Regions from separate parts of the Homo sapiens genome. Here region 1 is linked to region 2. Evidence: read pairs that join two places in POLR2A ChIA-PET (ENCODE). Cell type or tissue: PC-9. All regions are shown on one strand. Each heading gives the region's core, and the rest is flanking DNA. Links, peaks and the distances in the headings are about the cores only. Region 1 overlaps TMEM135 (transmembrane protein 135). Region 2 overlaps CCDC83 (coiled-coil domain containing 83).

Region 1 (2,926 bases), core at 214-2,713, 1.4 Mb before region 2:
ACCATAGATCTGGAAGACTGAATTTAAATGACAACTGACTATATACAGTGAGCTTAAGGCTGGAACTACATTGTAGAGATTAAACAGCTGAAATTCTTAAAATGTACAGACTGCATTCAAATAAGTCTTCAATACATATCTGAATACATTTCATAAGAAAAAGTGATCAATTCATGATAAAAGATCAGGAGCGATTATAAACATATGCTAATGCAAAGTATAGTTCCTTCCTACTAAAAAGAAACTATCAATAATATATAAACAGTAACATAAATTTAATTTGGATCTAAAATACCATTTATCTACATACTTGTCAAACTTAAAATGACATGACTAATAATGTTAGGTGCCATAGTGGATTACTAGTTACTTCCTAGACATTATAAATTAAAGTAAAAGCAGAAAACAAACAACAAAAAAAAAGAAAAGAAAAAGAACAGAAAAGAAAAGTGAGATTGGGGAGGAGAGGAGAAAAAAAGAGAGAGAGAGACTGAAACATAGACAGAGATCATAGACATCTGACTACAAAGTAGCTTTTATCCTCTTTTCTAGTTTAAAACCTAGTCACAATAAAGGAATTTCAAAAATTTTTAACAGCACTAATTAGAAATATTTACTATTTCAAATAGAAAGATAAAGCATTCCATGACATGGTATGATATTTCCACTACAGTTTAAACTATGTCATATGTAAAATCCAAAATATACATTAAGAATTTTTTTACCAAACTTCTATCTTCCTTAATTTCTAGGTTTTTCATTTAATTTCATATTTCCTTTCTAAAAGGCTTGCCATCACAATGTGGTATTTACGAGTACAAAAATAATACTGGGTCTATTTGCCATGTCCCTCACATAAATTTCAAAATATTCAATTGTTTTAAAATAATTAATGGTATTTGAAAGTAAATTATGCAAAAATTCCACTTCTGTCTCTGCCACTAACTGCTGTGTGATCTAAGAAAAGCTACAAAAATTTTTCACGTTCATTTTCTTCACCAGAAAATAGACAATGCTTATTACATAATCTCTACTTTGCTTCATACTCTAAAACCCTATGATTCTGTGAAACTTAAGTATTGGTATTATTCACTTTAGAGAATAACACTTTTATTTATGAAATGTTGCAACATACTGGACTAAAAAGAACACTAAATCAGCTTACAGTTTATGAATTTTTGAACTTCAGTTACTTTTAATACGTAAGAATCAAGACATATGTCAAATATGTCAACCAGTTCCTAGAGTAAAAGTATGAGTGAAGTCTGGCTCTACTAGGATAAATAATGAGCCAAAGCAAAAATGGTAGGAGCCAAATCTTGACAGCTTTAAGACATGGAAAAAATTCTAAAGGAATGGAGAAGAGGACAGTGATGATGATATTGCAGTAACAAAATATGAAGAATCAGAATTTAGCAAATATTTTCAAAATGTGCTCTTCACAGTAACAGTTCTTGTATCCAATCTCCATTTAAGAGATTAAATAGGACAAATTTATCTTAGTTTCCTTATTTTCTCTGTAAATATTCTAATATGCACATTGATTGCTCAAAAATAAAACACTACTCCAAATAGGACCACATACACCTCTCTTCATATTAGTTGTTACATGCTTGTCAAGACTCAGCTGTATTTGTCCCCAAATGTGTTCATGTCAGTTGTACTTCTTAATGTAATTACGTAACTGGCTTACATATTACATAAAACAAAAAGGAAGAAAGGTTTTTTTTTTCCATGAAAACTGAGTTGAATGCTTTGAAAAGACAATATCTTATAACAAAAACAACTCAGAACTCCACCTAGGCAACTCATACTCACAAAAAACGCCTTGGTAAATGAGCAGATATGTATGTGCTAAATTGAAATAAAGTACTTAATGTATACATGTATCCAATATTTTGTAGACAATGTTAATAGAAACAAATCTCATGCTACTGCTATGAAGACAGCCTTCCTTGCATAGATTTTTGTCCCCTCCGCTCACGGCTCAAAATGAAGATATGGGGAGCTGAACTTCCCCAACTGCCCCCACAGACCTGCAGCATGAAACAGAGCTGGCCAGATAATTGGCTTGCTGTTATATGCCACTCAGATTTTATGGTTGTGTTTACAGTAGCTGATTGATACAACAATATAACAGGAAGGAACAAACATTAATAGCATGTAAAGAGCTCCTACAAATCAGAGCAATAAATTTAAAAATAAAAAATAGGTAGAGGTAGGAAATCGAAATGGCTAATAAACCAATGAAAAGGTGTTCCACCTCAAAGTACAGCAAAAATGAGGTATTACCTACATTTTAGATGATTTGACTGACAAAAAGATAAAAATTACCAACATAAACTAGGATGTAGGAATCAATAAGCACTCTTGGAGCGAAAATACATGGATACTGCCTTTTTTGGAGGACAATCTGGCAATATCTATTAACATTAAATATGTCTAGTACATTTGAACCAGCGAATCCATTTGTAGCTAAGTATCTAACCTATCAATAATATATAAACAGTAACATAAATTTAGAAATACTGGAACAGGAGCACAAAGATATTTTAAAAACAATGTTCATGGTTGTACAGTTTGCAACAACGAAAACCTGCAAATAGTGTAAATGTCTGTTGAGAAGGTTTAAATACTTATTTATAGATTTTTTTTGCAGCCCCTAAAAACAATGAGGATATGTACTGACATTTGGATAGAATCCGAAGATGCATTATTAAATAGAAAAACACTACAGAACAATATATAATTTGTGATCTCATTTTTAAAAATATAAACATAGGTACAAAGGTATGTATAGAAATAATTCTGTGTTGAACCTGATGGCTCATGTCCACAATCTCAACACTTTGGCAGGCCAAGGCAGGCCGATTCCTTGAACCCAAGAGTTCTAGACCACCCTGAGCAACGTAAGGGGATCCCGCCT
Region 2 (2,926 bases), core at 324-2,823:
GTTGCCCAAGCTGGAGTACAGTGGCATGGTCATAGCTCACTGTAACCTCAAACTCCTGGGCTCAAGCATCTTCCTGCCTCAGCCCCCTGAGTAGGTGGGACTACAGGTGCACACCACTGCACCTGGCTACTTTCTACAATTTTTTGTAGAGACAGGCTCTCACTATGTTGCCCAGGCTGGTCTCAAAACACCTGGCCTCAAGCGATCCTCCTGCCTTGGCCTCCCAAAGTGTTGGGATTACAGGCATGAGCCACTGTGCCTGGCCTGCATAAGCATTATTAAACACTATTTGACATTATATATAAATTTAATATCATCTATATTAATTTCCCAAACCCCATATGAATTTTGAATGGAAGGAGAATGTGTCTGATAGCATTTGACAGAATTCAATGTCTCAAAAATTATTTTGAGTAATATACAGAAACGAAATTTAGTTAGCTGTATCACTAATGTGCTAAAAATATGTTTATCCTACAAAGTGAGGTAAATAATTACTATTTAAGGTAAGAATAATTATCACATTATAAAAATGGAAAAAGGATATTCAGTAAATAAGCTACAAAAAAAAGATTGATTTTGTTTTCATATAAAGTCATGTCATGCTTACCCTTTTAACTTTTTAAGACTCATAAGAACAAGAAAAGAGGCTGGGTGTGGTGGCTCACCCCTGTAATCCCAACATTTTGGGAAGCTGAGGCAAATGGATCACTTGAGGTCAAGAGTTTGAGACCAGCCTGGCCAACACGGTGAAACCCTGTCTCTACAAAAAGTACACAAATTAGTTGGGTGTGGTGGCGCATGCCTGTAATCCCAGCTATTTGGGTGGCTGAGGCACGAGAATCCCTCGAAACTGGGAGGTGGAGATTGTAATGAGCAGAGATCGCGCCACTGCACTCCAGCCTGGGTGACGGAGTGAGACTGTCTCAAACAAACAAATGAAAAAACAAGAAAGGAAGTTGCCAAAACAGAGCAGAGAGTTCCAATCTACTATTCACCTTACTTTCCCCAGTGATAAGATTCCACATAACCATAGTACATTATCAAATCCAGGAAAGTGACATTAGTACAATGTTATTAACTAAGCTAGAGACTTTATTCATTTCCGTTTGTACATACACTCATTTTTTTTGGTGTACAATATTATGAAATTTATCAAATATAGATATGAAAATTATTAACAAATAGATGGTTATTTGAAGCCATAGTGTTAAGTGAGATGACCCCAAAAAGGAGTGAGAGAAAAGGGTTGAGATCAGAACTCTGCTAAATGTGATAATTAAGGGATGGGTCTAGGCAAAGAGCAGTGAATGAAAAATGAGAAGAAATGGTCAGTGAAGTAGTTAAGTTGCAGTGAGGTCCTGGAACCCAAAGGAGAAAAGGGTTTTAAGATAAAGGAAGTGGCTGCTGGAGAGGTGAGAGGTAAAGAAAGGACTAAAAAGAGTCTATTGGACCTGGCAAATTGGTCATTAATAACTTTTGCTAGAGCAGTTGTGGTGGAATAGTAGGAATGAAAGAATGAATGGAGAGTAGGGAAGTAGACAGAGTGAACTACGGAACATCTAATGAGGTAGGTGGAGCAATGAATGCAAACTGAGAGAAAGATAATAAATGGGGTGATAATCCAAACAGAACTAAATATACATAGGAAGAGATGATGTGTAGGAAAGAAGAGGGGCATTTCTGATTTTGAAATAACTGAAGAGAAAACATGAGTCATGTTAAATATCTATGACCTCAAAACATTTTTTCTTCCACTAGTGTTAGCATGAATCAACTCAACAAATATTTATTGAACACCTACTTAAGCTGGACTCTTCTGGAGAAACAAAGAAGTAAGACTGGATTGCTGCTGTCTAAAAAGCTTGCTGTTTAATAATGGAGATATAATTTTACACAATATTCCAACTTAGGTTGGGGGAATGAAAAGGAGCTAACCAAGAAAAAAGCATTCCAGGAAGAGGAAACAGCATGAGTAAAGGCATAAATAAATAGATTGGTTTTTCAAGATTTCAAAGAAGAGATGGTAAGCAAAAGGTGGAGCAGTGATAGAGGCAGGAGGCAGACAAATGCCTAGGCAGATGGGGCCGGTCCCCAGTGAAATCCAACCTTCAAGCTGGAAACAGTCCTGGGTAAATCCTCCAACCATATTGATAACCCGCCTTCCTGTTTGGCGAGCTTTCCTCTGATTGGTCCTCATCCTTCACCTATTTTACATATACCTACCCTTTCCTAATTGGTTTTCTACACTATTGTGCCCACCCTAACATTTTTTGCATGCTCAGAAACCAATCAGCACACAGTCTCTACTCTGAACCCATAAAAATCCCTGGGCTCAGCCATATTGGGAACTTTCCTGCCTTTGGGTAGGGGGACCACCCCTGCATCCCCTCCCTGCTAAAAGCTGTTTCATCACTCAATAAAACTTCCCGCCTTGCTCACTCTTCGCATGTCTGCATGCCTACCTCTTCCTGGTTGTGAGTCAAGAACCCAGACCTAGCTGAGCTAAGGAGCAAAAAATCCTCCATCAGCAGCTGGAGACAAGGTTTGAGAGGTGAACAGGGGTCAGATTTTGAAGGGCGCTGAAGACTTTAGTAAAGACGATAGATTTTATTTTCTGTGCAATAGGAAGCCACTGAAGGATGTTAAGAGATGAGAGGTAAAGTTTAAGGACTAAGAAGAGTCTATTAGACCTGGCAAATTAGTCATTAATAACTTTTGCTAGAGCAGTCGTGGTAGAATAGTAGGAATGAAAGAATGGACCTGGTTTACAATATTCAAAAGGTAATTTGGTTGCACTGTGGAAAATGTACTTTGAGGGAAGGATGAGTAAGAGATGGTGGTTTAAATTACAGCAATAACAACATAAAAGGAAAGAAATGGATGATATTCAGATACAGAGTTGTAGTTAGAATCTGTCTTTCCT

What was found. Peaks named below come from ENCODE experiments on the same cell type or tissue, not always from the same donor. Only the 100,000 strongest peaks of a DNase experiment are listed, where the experiment ranks them.
Region 1: POLR2A ChIA-PET joins it to region 2 with 5 read pairs; 2 of 35 experiments call an interaction of 5 or more read pairs at or near these places.

Annotation. Positions count from the first base shown.
Region 1 is chr11:87,261,810-87,264,735 of GRCh38, reverse strand. The region is part of intron 6 of TMEM135 (transmembrane protein 135); the gene reads right to left. Among named protein-coding and RNA genes, the nearest start is that of TMEM135, 230 kb to the right of the region's middle. In PC-9, for the core only: no CTCF peak of the experiment used is centred there; no DNase peak of the experiment used is centred there.
Region 2 is chr11:85,874,527-85,877,452 of GRCh38, reverse strand. All of the region lies in intron 3 of CCDC83 (coiled-coil domain containing 83), which reads right to left. Among named protein-coding and RNA genes, the nearest start is that of CCDC83, 21 kb to the right of the region's middle. In PC-9, for the core only: no CTCF peak of the experiment used is centred there; a DNase peak (open chromatin) is centred at 1,782; H3K27ac peaks cover 463 bases.